Linked DNA regions of Mus musculus: region 2 is linked to region 1. Evidence: chromatin loops called from intact Hi-C (ENCODE). Cell type or tissue: heart. All regions are shown on one strand. Each heading gives the region's core, and the rest is flanking DNA. Links, peaks and the distances in the headings are about the cores only. Region 1 holds the start of Lrwd1 (leucine-rich repeats and WD repeat domain containing 1). Region 2 overlaps Gm30408 (a long non-coding RNA gene).

Evidence for each region. A loop is a pair of places that touch in the nucleus more often than their neighbours do. Peaks named below come from ENCODE experiments on the same cell type or tissue, not always from the same donor. Only the 100,000 strongest peaks of a DNase experiment are listed, where the experiment ranks them.
Region 2: it touches region 1 in a loop (7-fold over the local background); 6 of 42 quality-filtered maps call a loop at or near these places.

What each region holds. Positions count from the first base shown.
Region 1 is chr5:136,132,038-136,140,359 of GRCm38, forward strand. Lrwd1 (leucine-rich repeats and WD repeat domain containing 1) reads right to left here and starts at 4,037. Exons shown (of 15, transcript NM_027891.4): 1 at 3,835-4,037; 2 at 2,462-2,696; 3 at 1,897-2,013; 4 at 1,268-1,408; 5 at 938-1,042; 6 at 269-391; 7 at 75-189. The coding sequence starts at 3,914. It overlaps Alkbh4 (alkB homolog 4, lysine demethylase), which reads left to right and starts at 4,108. Exons shown (of 3, transcript NM_001347492.1): 1 at 4,108-4,257; 2 at 7,301-7,498; 3 at 8,142-8,322. The coding sequence starts at 4,141. In heart, for the core only: CTCF peaks have their summits at 3,986 (motif pointing right) and 6,081 (motif pointing left); DNase peaks (open chromatin) are centred at 4,074, 6,104 and 7,484; H3K4me3 peaks cover 2,656 bases; H3K27ac peaks cover 1,591 bases.
Region 2 is chr5:136,249,764-136,258,085 of GRCm38, forward strand. It overlaps Gm30408 (a long non-coding RNA gene), which reads left to right. Exons shown (of 4, transcript XR_868600.2): 4 at 1,089-2,098. It also overlaps a transcript of Cux1 not described here. Among named protein-coding and RNA genes, the nearest start is that of Gm30408, 8.5 kb to the left of the region's middle. In heart, for the core only: CTCF peaks have their summits at 1,451 (motif pointing left) and 3,343 (motif pointing left); a DNase peak (open chromatin) is centred at 3,328.

The DNA of each region.
Region 1 (8,322 bases), core at 120-8,119:
TTTCCATTTCTCATCTCCTGCTGAGCACCAACCTATGACCCAAACCTCCCACTGCCCGTTGGCCCAACACGTACCCTCCTCCCGGGCCGGCTCAAAGGCACAGGCCCACAGCTGGGTCTCCAGGTCCTTTGGGCTGTTGTTTCTGCTATGACACTGCAGGAAGTGCAGGGGTTCCAGGTGTAGGGCAGCCTGTGGGGACACAGGTGGTCACGGTTGCCCCCTGGCCTGCTCCCTCTGGCCTGCTCCCCCTGTCTCGTGGGGAGCTTACCTGCCCTCCATCAGCACCCATAGGACTGCCCTCAGCCTGAGCAGGTGGGAGAGCACGCACTCGCTTGCTGGGAGGAAGGGTGACTGGGTCTTTACCTGGCCGTTTTGAAGCCACCTCTCTGGCCTGTGAAAGGAAGGAGACTTTAACCATGTGACCATGCCCTAAGGTCCCTCCCCTGACTACACACTGAACTATACACCCTCTCAAAGGCACGGAAAGCAAGAACTGGGCCACAGGGGGACCTTGCTCCGTGTTAGGGCTGGGCACTTAAAATGTTCTCCGAGAGCCTAAAGGTTAAAAGGCTGGGTTAGCAGACTATGGGGCTACTCTGGAGTACAGTGAAGGTGAGGAGACTCAGGCATCCCTTGAAGGGGGCACTGGGACACTGGCTCCCCTTTCTCTCTTTGGTTCTTGATGGCCACAAGATTCACAGCCCATCCCCATAAGAGACACAATATGAACAACCTTAGAACCAAGGAACTATGGAGTAAAACTGTAAACCCAAACCAACCTTTCTTCCTTGTAAATCGATGACCTCATGTATGCGGTCACGGCAAGGGAAGGCTGACTGTTCTACTTGGGCATCACCTGAGTTTATGCAGAGGGCCATCTGTGTTCTAGTGCAGAAAGACCCAGGGCTCTCCCAGCCATGTGGATGGAACCGCTCACCCTGAACTTGGAGGCACCTGCAGCCTGGGGATGCTCCACGGGGACCTTAGCGTCTTGCACCTGGGCCCCACCTGAGGCCACCAGTTCCTCGGCGATCATCCGCACCTGGGTGAGGCCAGGCCATCAGCAGGCAGAGCACAGTCTCGGGTGCCCCTCCCCCTCCCCAAATACCTGCTCACAGGGAGCTTGTACCTCTCCATAGGAAATGACCCAGCCAACCCCCCACAGTGCCCCAACCCCTCACAACCAGGAACTTCTCCAGGACAACTGAGAGTCAGGAAAACCAAACCCCTGTCATGACGCCCCCCAACCCCAGTCTCCATGATGTACCCGCCACTGCGTGAACTCGATGAGCGACTCAGGGCCGTAACACACATCCCTGACTGCAGACCTCATGAAATCAGCCCGCACCTTGTCAGTTTCCTCCTCAGGGCTCACAGTGGCTATGAACTTCTGCCAGTGAGCTGTGACCTGCGGTAAGAAAGACCAGAACCGTCCCCGCCCAGCCTGGGTCTCCAGGCTACACACAGCACCTCCACCCTAACTCCTCCGGCTCACACAGTAGACTGACTATACCACCTTCTAGAAACTACTCAATATCTAGTAGCTAGACTTGAAATCAGTCTGGTTCAACTGAACATGGTGGTGATACCAACACTTGGGGGGCTGAGGCAGAAGAGTCCTAGGCCACCTGGGCTATATAAGCAAGAAAGAGCATGTGCCAAAAACCAGCTCACTGTGAGTCTAGCTTCGCTGGTGTCCTGCTGTGCTTGCTGCATACCTTGGAGACAGGGTCTCCAAACACAGAAAGAAAGGAACAAAAAAAACAGACTCACCACCTCAGACCTGAGGCTGTCTGGGCAAGAATCTCTGTTACACAGCTCCAAAACTCCACTTCTGTCCCACTCAGTACCCAATTGCTATGACCAAGGACCCCACCCCCACGCCATCATCCTTACCCTGTCCATCAGCTCCCGATCTAGATTCTCCACCTGTGAGCAGGTGGAGGCCGTGTCCTTGCCATTCACCTTACGAAGCTTGGGCAGGAGAAAGGAGACTTTGAGGTTGTCACTGACCTAACGGAAGAAGAGATAACAGAAAGCCAGGAAGGAGTAAGGACGCATGCCTGGAATCTCAACGTTTGGGAGAGTACGGTAGGGACGTTTCAAGTTTGATGTTGGTCTGGGTTACAGAGCAAGACTCTTTGCCTCAAACAAGCAAAACAACAAAAACCCAAACGGAGTGGGTATGTAGCTCAGGGGGCAGACTGCCTGCTTAGCAAGCACAAAGCCCAGAGTTTGGTCCCCAGCACCGCATAACTGGGCTTTGTGGAACATGGTCAGAACTCAGGAGGTCAGAGGCAGGAGGAGCAGAAATTTAAGGCTATTTGCGGACCCACAGTTAATTTGAAACCAGCCTGTGCTACATCGGACCCAGTCTCAAAACAAAACGGAAACGGGGGGGGGGGGGGCGGGGGGGGGAATGGAGCCTGAGTCTGCCCCACAGAGTCCTGGTCCCTCTCACCGTCAGGAAGGGGTTGCCTTCCAGATTGAGCTCCTCAAGTTCTGGGAACTGGTGCAAGGCAGTGACATCCCCGAGCTGGTTGTTGGTACAGCGAAGGATGCGCAGATGGGACAGGCCCAGGTTAGCAGGCAGCGTCTCCAGCAAGTTGTTAGAGAGGTCAAGTTCCCTCAGCTTCTTCAGGCGCCCCAGGAGATTGGGATCCAAGTGCTCTGAGAGCAGCTGCAGCCCCGACAGACTGGGGTGAGGGCAGAGAGCAAGAGAGCTGAGGGAGCGGGCCAGACCCTCCCATTAATTACCCCATCTGTCCCAGAGGGATTTCCACCAACAAAGTTCTTGTGCAAGCATGAAGCTTGCTTTAGACTTGGCTAGCCTGAACTATGTAGACTAGGTTGGCCGCAAAACTCAAGAGATCCCATCCTACACAACTCATTGCGTAGTCCAGGAAAGCCTTGAACTTAACTCTCCTCCCCCTACCCACGTGCTGAGATGACAGGCATGTGCCACCCCTTGGGAGCTGTTCAGGTGTTGATAGGGATGGAACCCTAGGGATACTCAGGCTCTGTGCATGTCTAGTAAGCAATGTAGCAACTGAGCTATGCCAACTGTTCTAGCCTTCTCACTTCCTAACTTACCTTTCTATGTATTACAGAGTGTCTATGTATCTGTGTGTGGTGTGTGGATAGGAATGGGCACAATCAAAGCGTGATTAAGGGGGTCATGGTTTTAGGGAGCTGCTTTGCTCCACTGTCTGGGCCCAAGGGATTGAATTCAGGCTTGATGACAGACAGGCACCTTTATCTGCAGATCATTTCTGTGGCCCATCTTCCCTCCCTTAAAGAGTACTTTGTTGCCGGGCAGTGGTGGCACACGCACGCCTTTAATCCCAGCACTTGTGAGGCAGAGGCAGGTGGATTTCTGAGTTCGAAGCCAGCCTGGTCTACAGAGTGAGTTCCAGGACAGCCAGGGCTACACAGAGAAACCCTGTCTCAAAAACAAACAGGCAAGCAAACAAACAAAACAAAATGACTTTAGAGCCCAAGACTTCCAAGTTCCTTCTTGTTTTTACTAGTTCCTGCTAGCCCGTTCCGTGCTACACAGGATCCCTCAACATCCCTTAGTATCTCATCAGTCTTTCCACTCCGCGCAAGGCTAAGGGCGTTCGCTCCAAGTTTATCTGACGCCGGGCGTTGGCTGCCAATCTCCCACATCTCCGTTTGGCGCGAGATTCGACTGGGGCTCGAATCCCGGATAACAGAATAACCCGGGCAGGAGGAGGAGACGGAGGGGTCTGAGCCTTGCATTCCGCCCATCAAACCACCCTGGCGGGGAAGAACCCCACGCCCCGGATCCGCTTCAACCCCACATGCTCTTACTTCAAACTCTGAATCTTCCCCAGCTTATCCGTCTTGGGTCGCCCACGTTGCAGGAGCAGTTGCGGCGTGAGAGGAGCCATGGGTGGCCGAGGGCTCAACCGAACCCGCGCCTCCACGAAGTCCGGTCGCTAAGGCCCGCTGCCGGGGAGCCCAGGAGGTGGCGCACAACAAACCCTTTGCGAGTCCGTTGCGACCGGAAGGAAGTAGAACGCCAGCCTTACGCCCCACCTCCTGCTTCTGCGATGACTACAACTCCCAGCGGCCCCTGCGTCTCGCGCCTGCGCTCTTAACTGATCGGAGGACGCGATGGCGGCGGCGGCTGAAGTTTCTCTTTTGCAGGAGTGCGGCTGTAAGGGCATCCGGACCTGTCTTATCTGCGAGAGACAACGCCACAGGGACCCGCCCTGGCAGATCTGCCTTCAGGTACGGACTAGGAAAAGAGTCATAGCCAGAAAATCTATTCATCTTAATGGGAAACTAAGGCCCAGCTTGCCTGTAAAACAGCCAAGGACCAAAGCCTCGCGGTAGGTGAGTTGTTTGGAGCGCTTATATCTTCAATATTCACAAAACCCAAAAGGTGGACCAAGTGCCATCGGCTGATTAATGGAAGGGCGGGGAAATGCTGGTGCACGCCGAGATCTCTGCATTTGAAAGGCAGAGAGGCTGGAGAACGGACCTCAGCCGCCCAGCAGGTTTTAGGAGTTACCTTGGCAGTAGGGAAGCGGCTGTCACACATCATCTCTGTGACTTTGGGGGGTGAGGGGTGGGGGTGGGGGGCAGTGGTAAATAACTTGGACTGAACGGGTCTGGTTTTGAGTGAGCTTCCGGAGCACAAGGGAGACTGCATGGAAATGGTAGGGAGTGCTGAACACTAGGCCGCCTGTATTAGACAGGGAATGAGCGACTTAAGACAGCACAGGCAGCCGGGCAGTGGTGGCGCATGCCTTTAATCCCAGCACTCGGGAGACAAGAGGCAGGTGGAATTCCGAGTTCGAGGCCAGCCTGGTCTACAGAGTGAGTTCCAGGACAGCCAGGACTACACTACAGAGAAACCTGTCTCCAAAACAGGCTTTGATTTGGGGGAAATTTTTTTGGGAAAACAAACCTGTATGAATCAGCTTTACAGCCGGGCAGTGGTGGTGCATGCCATTAGACTTAGCACTTGGGATGCAGAGGCAGGCAGATCTCTGTGAGTCCCAGGCTAGCCTGATCTACATAGGGAGTTCCAGGAAAGCCCATCTTGAAAAACAAAAACAAATCTGTCTTACAAGATACTAATAGGATCAGGAGTCAGGTAGGCCAGGAAGAATGTTAAAATGTTTCCCTTCTAGCTCTCTGTTGACCAGGCTAACACCTTCCATCAAAATGGGCAATGGATGGATGAATGAATGAATGAATGAATGAAAAATAACTTCAGAGCATTTGTATGGCCCTGGCAGTGCTGTAGCAAGTTGCTGGGATGCATAGCCAGGGGAATGCTTGAGTAGAGGCCTGAGATAGGAGCTGTGGGTGGCTGAGGCGACAGACACTTAAAGAGATCAAAGGGGCCTGAGCCAAGTTTTTTGTTTTAGTTATTTTCTTTAGTTAGAGGCCCCAGGGCGCCCCCTCCATAAGCTAAGATTGCAAGCATATGTCACTATGTCTGGATCATGGCAGCATTCAGAGTGACCAAACACCCAAGTGTTTATTATATCAACTGGTGAACTGAAGAGTGGGCAGTGTTGGTGCTGGCTTGAGGGAGGTCAAAGATATCTACATAGCAAGTTTCAAACCAGACTAAATAAAAGCCTGTCTCGACAGGAAAGAAAGAGGCAAACCATAAACTAATAAGAGATTTTTAAAAATCTCGGATATCCATGCAGTAGATATAACCTTAGAAAGGAAGGAAATTCTGACGCGAGTTCCATATGGATTCACCTTGAAGATGTGCTGCTAAAAGAAGGAAGCCAGTCTCTAGCTGGAGGCGTGGTCTGGAGATAGTGCACCTGCCTAGCACCGCCCAGGCTGGAGAGATGGCTCTACACTTAAGAACACTGACTGCTTCGGGCGTGCTGGCGCAGGCCTTTAATCCCAGCACTCGGGAGGCAGAGGCAGGCGGATTTCTGAGTTCGAGGCCAGCCTGGTCTACAGAGTGAGTTCCAGGACAGCCAGGGCTACACAGAAAAACCCTGTCTCAGAAAAAAAAAACCAAAGACCTAAGTTTGCCTCCCAACACCCAAGTCACTGGCGCCCTCTTCTGGCCTTGGAGGGCACATGTGCATGCCACACACAGATTCAAACATAGAAAGAAAGAACTGCCCTAGTGAGGGGCTTGGGATGGACCTCTGTGGTAGAGTGCTTACCTAACATGCTAAGGCCTGGCTCATGTAGCCCAGGCTGGCCTTATTCACTATATAGTGAAAGATGACCATGAACTCTTAATGGTCCTGAAGACCAGGATTACAGACCTCTGCCGCCACACAGGTTTTTTTGCAGTGCTGGGGAAGGAACCCATGGCTTCATGCATGTCGGGCAGGCCTATACCATCTGAGCTACAGCCACAGATTTATGATGCCCTACATTTTATGTACATTGGTGTTTTGCCTGCATGTGTGTCTGTGTGAGGGTGTTGGATCTCCTGGAACTGAAGTTAATGGACAGTCGTGAGCTCTCCCGGTTGGTTGTCTGGAAGAGCGGCCAGTGCCTTTATTCGCCGAGCCTTCTCTCCAGCCCTAAGATGGCGTTTCTACTACTGCATCTCTTAGTCTCAGAGGAGGCAGGAGCAGGGCTGAGGAAGACACACATCTGTGGCTTCCAATAAGCATTGGCCAGCCCCTGGCCACCCAGACCACAGCCTTACGGTTAGCCCTGCTTCTCAGACTCCTGGTGCAGGCTCCTGTCCTTTATCTTTTTGCTCCTGAGGGGTCGGTGATAGTCACAGTGCCAAAGGAATAGTGCCCACATCCCCCAGCCTCAGGCCAGGTCCTCAGAGAAGAAAAACACAAATGAGAGAATGAGAATCCCATGCCCTGAGGCCTGAGGCCAGGTTCAGGCTGCATCGCCCCTGCGACTCCAGGCTCCTCTCCAAGTTGCTTTAGTTCCAAGAAGAGCATCGGAATCCCAGAGGCTCCTGGTGGGTCCCGGGCACATGTGGCTATTGTGGGTCTTTGCTGGTTCCAGGGCACTTCTGTTTGGGGTGTATGCGTGTACAGGTGTATGTGTATACAGGTAGAGGGCAGAGGATAACCCAGGTGCCCACCTTGGTGTTTTGAGAGAGTCTCACTGGCCTGGAATTTTCTAAGAGGCCAGGCTAGCTTGCCCTTGGTCTGACCTTTGCCTCCCTCCCCAGCTCTAGGATACAGGCATCCATGACCACACCCAGCTTATTACATTTGGGTTTTAGGGGATGGAGCTCAGATCTCTGTGCTTCTTGCAGGTTAAGCACGTCAGCAGCTCACCCACTCTGCCCCATCTCTGTCTTTTACAGAAAAAATGCTGTTTCCTCTACTGCCCAGACACAGGCTGGGCCGCAGGGGCCGAGGGCTCTGACTTGGAGGGTTGGGCATTCCCCTTCCCAGGAGTGACACTGATACAGGACTTTGTGACCCCAGAGGAAGAAGCTGAGATGGTGCGTCTGATGGACTGCGACCCCTGGAAGCTCTCACAGTCTGGGAGGAAGAAGCAGGTACGGTGGCCTGAGCTGAGCCGAGGTATGGTCCCTTTGCCAGTGGCCCCGGCTACCTCCTGTAGCCACACCCTAGGGATCTTTGGTCACAGTGGGTGTGGACTTCCTCATCAAGCGTGGCTGCCGCGTCTCTGTGCGGCTGTCTCTGCGGCTGTCTCGTTGGTGAGGGGATGCCAAGCTCTAGGTTGGATTTCTATCCTGTGTGCTGCTAGAGGCTGCCGGGCATCACCCGTTTCTATTGTGACTCTCACTCCTCACCTGTATGTCTCACCTTCTATCTTTTCCCTTCCTCGTTATCTCTCCCTTGCCACAATGTAGTCAGTGCCTTAGTAGCTTCAAAGGTGCCCCTCACCCTTTGCTCCTGGCACCATAGTGCTGGGTTAGAGTTCTGGCGACATCAGCCAGTTGGGGGTCCCTTCAAGCTTCGTCCTGTGCTGGGACAGCCCCAGCCACCCACTCTGCCCCTGACCTCTGAACAGATGGAGCAGTCCTCCTACCTAGGCTTTCTGGGTCCTGGGATTTCATGCACACACCAGCCATGCCCAGTTTGTGGTTGCCATGGCTTAAGCTGGGCCACTTCTCCTTCCTGTCTCCACTGTAGGACTATGGCCCTAACTGCTTCTCCTTCCTGTCTCCACTGCAGGACTATGGCCCTAAAGTTAATTTTCGGAAGCAGAAGCTGAAGATGGCAGGCTTCCAGGGTCTCCCTGGCTTTAGCCAGAAGGTAGTCCAGAGAATGGGCCTTTACCCGGGGCTGGAGGACTTCCAGCCTGTGGAACAGTGCAATCTGGACTACAGCCCTGAGCGGGGCTCCGCCATCGACC
Region 2 (8,322 bases), core at 223-8,222, 120 kb after region 1:
AACCCAGGGTCTTGTTAGGTATGCTAGGCAAGCATCATACCTCTGAGCCATGCCCCCAGGCCCTCCCTGGGGGATTCTAGGCAGGGGCTCTACCACAGAGCCACGCCCCCAGCCCCTCCCTGGGGGATTCTAGGCAGGGGCTCTACCACAGAGCCACGCCCCCAGCCCCTCCCTGGGGGATTCTAGGCAGGGGCTCTACCACTGAGCCACGCCCCCAGCCCCTCACTGGGGGATTCTAGGCAGGGGCTCTACCACTGAGCCACGCCCCCAGCCCCTCACTGGGGATTCTAGACAGGGACTCTACTACTGAACTATATCTCTACTTGTCTTTGTACTTTTTGAGAGAAGGTCTCATTAAGTTGTCCAGATTGTCTTCGGACATGCTGTGTAACCCAGGCAGGGCTTGAACTTGTGATCCTCCTGCTTCAGCCTCCTTAGTAGTTGGGATGACAAGCCTTCCTTCATCTGTATGCCTAGTTCCTTAATCATCTTCCCACAAAGCCCTCGCAGGCCTGGGTCCCTGGCCTCCTCTCCAGAATAGCTTGGCTGTGTTCCAGCCTGGGGGCCTGATATTGGGGTGTTTCTTCTCTCTAGAATGCATTGAAGTCCTCAGCCTTGGGGAGGAGACAGAAGTGAGCCAGCGCTGAGGACATGGCACGGGGGGTTAGGGGTAGAGGGCTCAGGAAACCCTCTACACTGTAGCAGCACTCTGCCACCCAGAAAGGCTTGGAGACACGGTGGCCAATGTGTGCACACTCACCAGAAAGACCAGGCAGTGCAGGAACAAGGTGTAAAAGAAGCTGATGGTGCGGGCCATCTTGTTGGAGAGAATCAGACGGCCCTGAAGGCAAACAAAGGGGATGTAGGGCAGGGTTGCTCTGTGCTCCTTTCTGAAGAGGTATGCAGGCGGGGGTGGGGGGTGGGTGGGGGGCTACTTTCCCCCGGGACAAATGGGGATACTCAGACGGCAAAGGTGAGTTCTTTGGGTGCATGCATGTACACACACATCCGTGGAAGCCAGAAGTCGGTGTCAGGTGTCAGGTGTCTTCTTTAATCACCTGCCACTTTTATTTATTTTATTGAAACAGGCTCTTTAGTCTGGCTGGCCTGGAACTCCCAATGTGTGCCTTTGATCACACAGAGACCCTCTTGCCTCTGCCATGCGGCCCACTGTGCCTGGATCCACTTTTTTAAAATTGTTTTTAAAGACTGTCCCTTTGAGAACCTGGAGCCCAGATTTGGCTAAACTCGGCAGCCAGCAAACCTCACATTTCTCTGAGTCCCACCACTCCAATCCCCCCACCCCGCTAATGCTGGTTTCAGGAGCTTGTCATGGCACCAGGCAGGTATCATGGTGACTCAAACTCAAGTCCTGTGTGCTCAGCAAACACTGCATCTGCAGAGCGACCGACACCCAGCACCCGGTACAGTTTCTGGCAAATGGTGCCTCCTGCAGGCCAGTTTCTGAAACTACAGTCAACGAGGCTATCCAAGGAGCTGTCCCAGAAGGGCCCAGAAGAGGGTTGCATGATCTCAGAGCTTCTTCAGAGGGGATGAAGAACAAAGACGAACATCCACCACAGGTGGATACAAGGGTATGGACTCACCATGCCAAGTGTGGCCTTGTCCCAGGGGCTCAGGCCCAGGTACTTCCTCTGCCGCTCCTGAAGGACAGAGAGACATGGAGGAAGGGTCCCACAGAGAGAGGGGACCTGTGTAAAGCCGCCTGAATCTTCATGTTACTTTACAACACCAGAGGGCTGCAAGGATTCCCTGGGTGCCTAATCTGTGTCACACTCAATATGAGAGCCTGGGCTCCCTAATCTAGCAGCCCCTTCTGCCTGTAGGAAAGTCCTTCATGGGCACAGCTTCTATAATCTAGGAGAGGCTTGGAGTGGTTCCTGCCCCCAGTCACCTGACACAGGGAGTTGTGACCCCTTTGCTGATCTGCCTGTCCCTATAGGTGTACTCTGGGTTAACCTGTTCACCAGTAGTTCTCAACCAGTGGGTCGGGTGGGTCGTGACTCCTTTCACAGGGGTCACCTAAGACCATTCTGCATATCAGACATTTACATTACAATTCATAGCAGCAGCAACATTGCAGTCATGAAGTAGCAATGAAAATAACTTTAAGGTTGGGGGTCACAACACGAGGAACTGTATGAAAGGGCGGCAGTACTGGGAAGGCTGAGAACCGCTGCTGTTCCTATTGGATAGATCACAGGGCCCCCAATGGAGGAACTAGAGAAAGTACCCAAGGAGCTAAAGAGATCTGCAACCCTGTAGGTGCAACATTATGAACTAACCAGTACCCCGGAGCTCTTGTCTCTAGCTGCATATGTATCAAAAGATGGCCTTGTCGGCCATCACTGGAAAGAGAGGCCCATTGGATTTGCAAACTTTATATGCCCCAGTACAGGGGAACGCCAGGGCCAAAAAGGGGGAGTGGGTGGGTAGGGGAGTGGGGGTGGGTGGGTATGGGGGACTTTTGGGATAGCATTGGAAATGTAAATGAGGAAGATACCTAATAAAAAATAAATAAATATGGGAAAAAAAAAAAGAACTGTTGCTGTTCACTGGCCCACAGTTTACATTACACCTGAGGGGTTCAGAGGTGGCCCAGCAGTTCGGGAGAGTGTGCATGAGAAGGCAGGACACAGGGAGCAAAGGACATTGTTTTATAGCTCTATGGCTGGGTCAGGCCCACAGACCCTCATGGAGGACTCTAGGCAGCACTGTACCCCGGAGCTACATTCTCAGCCCCAGAGTTCCTACTCACCCTCTTGCTGAAGGAGGAGAAAGGGTCCAGGCGTTCCTCGTATTGGGAGGAGTATCGCAGCTCCGTGTCGTCACTGCCGATACCCTGCATGGAGAAAGAGGGTACACGCAGTCAGTCATCAGGGGTTTGGGAGTCTGGGCTCCAGGGAGGACAGGATTAGAACTGGAGGGGAGGGCGGCAGGGCGCCAGTGCTAATAGGACCAGCATGTTGTGGCACGGGCCAGGGTGTGTGTGTGTGTGTGTGTGCGCGCGTGTGTGGGTATGTGTAGGGGGGAAGGGGACGAGGGTGGGGAGGCGGGTCACAGTTCCACTGGGGAGCTAAATCTTAGAAAGGCTGGAATGTACAAGTCACAGTTCCCAGTGGGAGGGGCAGTTTTGTGTATGTGTGTTTTCGGGAACCTTGAACTTCCGGCCTTTAGTGATCCTCTTGTCTCGGCCTCCCAAGAAGTTAGGGCCACAGGTGAGTGCCGCTGAGCTAGCTACGCGGAAAGGGCCTGAGGTAGCCAGGAGGCGCTTTTCCTAACAGCCCCTGGAGGCTCTGGTTTGCGGAACCCGGGTGCCCTCTAGTGGCCTAAAGAGGGCTGTTGCTTCATTTGGGTGGGAATGGGTCTTATTAAGGCCACAGACATCCCAGCTTCCTCTCTCCCTCAGTTTCTTTTCTTTTCTGTGTCTCTGTGTACATGCGCGCGTGCACACGTATGCACGCGTACATGTGCAAGCACGGAGGCCCTGAGGTCAGGAGTCTTCCTCGATTATACTCCACTTATTCACTGAGGCAAGAGCTCTCGCTCGAACTACAGCTTGTCTTTACAGCTAGCCGAGCTAAAGCTTGCCCCTCTGCCTTCGGAATTCTGGACTTACAGGCAGGCTGCCACGCCTAGCTGCCATTTACGTGGGAGCCAGGGATCTGAACTCTAGTCCACAGGTTTGCATGGCAAGCATCTCACCCCTGGAGCCATCTCCCCCAGCTCTTTTCCTACCTTCTGCCTTCCCTGAGCTGCGGAAGGGGTTTCTGTGTGCATGGTGGACCCTGCCTGGGAGGCCTGGGGCCTCGAAAAAGCCACCACAACAAACAGGCTTCTAGCCTTTTCTGTTCATTGTTTTTGGGGTGTGCATTATAGATGGTCTTTATATTTTTTGTTTTTTTCTAAAATGTAGTTTTTGTGTGTATGTGTGGTTTGCCTACATGTATGTGTGTGTGCCACACGTGTGCAGTGCCCACAGAAGTCAGAAAATAGTGTCTCTCCAACGATTGTAATCCGTTTTTTAGACAGAGTCTCATTAGGAAGTCTAGGCTGGACTCCAATTAGTGAGCCTCCCATGTCTGCCTTCCACCATCTTCAGGTACTATGCACGGAGCAGACAGCTGACAGGTGGGAAGGGAGGTGTGTATCTTTGGGGGTCCCCCTGGTGCTGACCACCCAGTGGATTACTGCTTAACGCTCCCTGATCTTGCCCCACACGCCATCCATAGTTTCTCTGGGAAGAAGAGGAGCACGTGTGGGGTGGGGGTGGGGGACTCACTCTGCCAGGGTAACTCTGCAGGAACTTGATCTTCTCAAAGAGTTTGATGTTGTCAGCGCGCAGGCTGTCCAGCTCGCTCTGCAGGGCCTGGATGGTGTGCTGGGCCATGCGGCTCTCCTGGGAATGGGGGCAGGGCAAAGATGGACAAAGGTGAGATGTGAGGGCTTCATTTGCCTGGGGCCTTTTCTGTGTCTTGGTGTGTGAATATTTGCATGTAAAAGTGTGTGTGTGTCTGTGGATGCTAGAGATGGGTTCTGGGGATTGAACTTAGGTCCTCATGTTTGCACAGTGAACACTTTACCCGCTGAGCATCTCCCCAGCCTCTCATGGGCCTGAAGTGCTGACTCTCCTCACAGATGCCCCAGCTAGAAAGTCTTTTTGCAGGAAAGTCAATTTCTTCATATTTGAATTTTCTATTTGTTATGTTTGGGTCATTTAAAATGGCATTTTAAGAAGATTTACTTTTATTTTATGTGTATGAGTATATGGCTCACACAGAGGCCAGAACAGGGTATCAGATTCCCCTGGGGATGAAGTTACAGACAGTTGTGGATTGCCAGGCAACTGGGAAATGAACCTGGCTCCTCCTCAAGAGCAGTAAGTACTCTCAACCTCTGAGCCACCTCTCCAGCCTTATGTTTTGGATCCTTATGCCTTTCAGAGATTGTGTGCTGAAGGCTTATTCTCCAGTCTAGGGGGGTATTGAGAGGGGAGAACCTTGAGAAGGCGGGGCCTCATGGGAACAAGCTATGCGATTGGAGGTGTGCACCTGGAGAGAATACGGAGACTCCAACCCTTCCTATTTCATTGCTTACTGGCAGCCATAAAATAAGCAGCTTGCCTTTATCATATGCGTCTCCATGATATGCTGCCTGGCCACAGCCCAAGGCAACCATGCTAACCCAGAACATATCGAAAGGTCTGAAACCATGACCTCCCCTCCCAAACCTCTCCTCCTCTACACCCCATCTTTTTTGCTTTTAGTCCTGGGGATGGAACCTAAGGCCTTATATTATGCCAGGCAGGTGCTCTACCACTGAGCCACGCCCCCAGCCCCTCCCTGGGGGATTCTAGGCAGGTGCTCTACCACTGAGCCACGCCCCCAGCCCCTCCCTGGGGGATTCTAGGCAGGTGCTCTACCACTGAGCCACGCCCCCAGCCCCTCCCTGGGGGATTCTAGGCAGGGGCTCTACCACTGAGCCACGCCCCCAGCCCCTCCCTGGGGGATTCTAGGCGGGGCTCTACCACTGAGCCACGCCCCCAGCCCCTCCCTGGGGGATTCTAGGCAGGGGCTCTACCACTGAGCCACGCCCCCAGCCCCTCATTGGGGGATTCTAGGCAGGAGCTCTACCACTGAGCCACGCCCCCAGCCCCTCACTGGGGGAATCTAGGCTGGGGCTCTACCACTGAGCCACGCCCCCAGCCCCCTCATTGGGGGATTCTAGGCAGGGGCTCTACTGCTGAGCCACGCCCCCAGCCCCTCACTGGTTGATTCTAGGCAGGGGCTCTACCACTGAGCCACATCCCCAGCCCCTCCCTGGGGGATTCTAGGCAGGGGCTATTCTGTTGAGGCACATCCCAGCCCTACCACTGACTTATATCTTCAGCCTTTTCTTTTCTTGAAACAGGGTCTTTCTAAATTGCCCAGGCTGGCTTTGAATTTAAGATATTCTGTTTCAGCCTCTTCAGAAAATGGGATTATAGACCTGTGCCACCAGTCCTGGCATAAAATCCTTTCTTATTGGGGTCAGCCATACTCTCTCCCATCCATTCTTTTTTCCCATTTTCCAACGTGCTGCAGATTTCCTCTGTGGATGGTTGAACCCGGTGGCTTTGTGCCTGAGTGGCCCAGGTACACTCTACTGCACTCCTGCTCATAGCATCTGTGGGTATTCCAGGCAGTCTGGTGCCCACCCTTGGGTCTTGTGTTCTATATCTCCTTCTTCCAACCCTGAAAAAAATCCCCAGTGTTCTTTACTTTGAGTTCGTGAATACTTCTTAAAGCCCAAAGTGGCACAGCCTCCTCCAGGAAGTCTCAACTGCATGGAGTACATCTAATCCTATTGCCAGTTCAGTATCTGTTGTTTTCCCCAAGCCTATGTCTTTCTACATTTGTGTCCTCAGATTTGAAGCCTACGGGGAACAGGAAGTAGGGTGGGACTCACGGCTTCCAGCTCTTGGTTCCGGGTGCGGAAACGTTCCCTTTGGCTGGAGATGATGGAAAGCAGGGAGTCCACCTGGCCTTCTGGAAGGGTCCCACTGGATGACATTGAGGGTCCTAGGAGATCGCAGGAAACGGCTTGGGTGTCATGGTGGTACCCTGCCCCCATCTGTACTGACAGAGAGCCAGGTCCCAACATTTCCTTCCCATGACTTGAGCTAAATGGGACCTTGCATCATGTCTGGTGAGCTGCGGTGGGGGTGCCCCATCTAAGATCTGTGATGTCCTACAATAGCTCCAAATGCAGCAGTGGAGATGGTGACAGTGGTGGGGGTGGAATGCCAGAGAAACACGGGCACGCTGAAGGCTCTGGGGAGCTAGGAGCAGCCCACAGCACCCTTTCCTGAGGTCACTGGCAAGCCATAGAGACAGAGGCTGCATTGCTGGGACAGGCCCCTTCTTGCTTGGAGGGAGAACATAAACTTTGGGAATCTGAGTTCCTAACAGGCTCCAAGGGCTTTCCTTGGCCCCTAACTCCTTGGGTGAGTGTTATTTGGCCAGGCCTTCCTCACCATAGAACAGAGCTGTAGCTTCCTTGATGGGTTCTGGAATCTTCTCTAGGCCTTGCTCGGAAGCTCCCTGCAGGGTAAAAAGGAAAAGATAAGCCTTATTTGCAGCACGGTGGGGGACTTTCCAGGGTGGGCAGTGTCACTGTGGGAGCTGGAGCTCGTGAGTCTGCTGGCCTGGACCAGACACAGCGTGTGCACAGGGCCCACTGCAGCTCTGGCGGCCGGGGTCCGGCAGCCTGCTTCCCCCCTGGCCACACACTGCCCTGGTGTGTAAGGCTTTACTACTGTGACCTAGGGTCTTCCGGCTTCCCTCTCCAGCATGGTTTTTCATCCCTCATAGGACAGGTGGCAGGCCAGCGAGGTGGCTCAGCAGGTAAGTCAGTCTCTAGAACCACACGGTGGAAGGAGAGAACTCACTCCTGCCAGTTGTCCTCTGGCCTCCACAAGAGCCCTGATAGGTTACTCTGTCTCTGTCTCTCTCTCATACACATATAGGAATGAATGAATGAATGAATGAATGAATAAATGAACAAGTGAATGAATGAATACATTTAATTTAATAAAATTAAAATGAGGGGCTGAAGAGATGGCTAGGATGTTAAGGGGCTGCTCTTCTAGAGGCCCCAGACTCAATTCCCAGCATCCACACATGGGCAGCTCAGAAATGTCCCAGACTCTAGTTCCCGGGGATCCGATGCCCTTTTCTGGACTCTGCATGCACATAGTGCAGACATACATGCAGGCAATAGCCATATGTTAAAAAAAAAAAGCCTCAAAAATCAAAAGGACAAGTGGCCCCTTTAGGTGCCAGTGTTCACAGGACAAGGGTCCATCAGCTATGCAGCTGGGCCCGTGTGACCTTGCTTTGCCTCTGACCAGAACTTTTAGTGCCTGGACACAAGCTAGTGCCGACCTCACGGTGCTGTCTACTAGTCAGAGTAAACCATGTGGCATCAGCCGTGAGGTTGGAAAAAAGGTGGCCTGCACGGGGCAATAAAACCCCGTGGGGAGGCCAGGGAGATGGCTGCAGACTTGGAAAGTCAGTACTTCTGGGTTCCGCGACACACACGGGGGTGAGAGTGGGTGCGCAGTGAGCAGGCCAGGCGGGAGGCTCACCTCGGCATCAGGCCGTTGGATGGACTGGATGGTGCTGAGGTCCTGCTCCAAGCGAGCGATCAGCTCCTTCTGCTCAACAGCCTTGGCTGTGGCCTCAGTGAGGTGGATCTGCAGCTCCGCACAGCGCCCTGTGGTGAAAGGAAGATGCGGCCATCAGAGGAGTCCAGGGACAC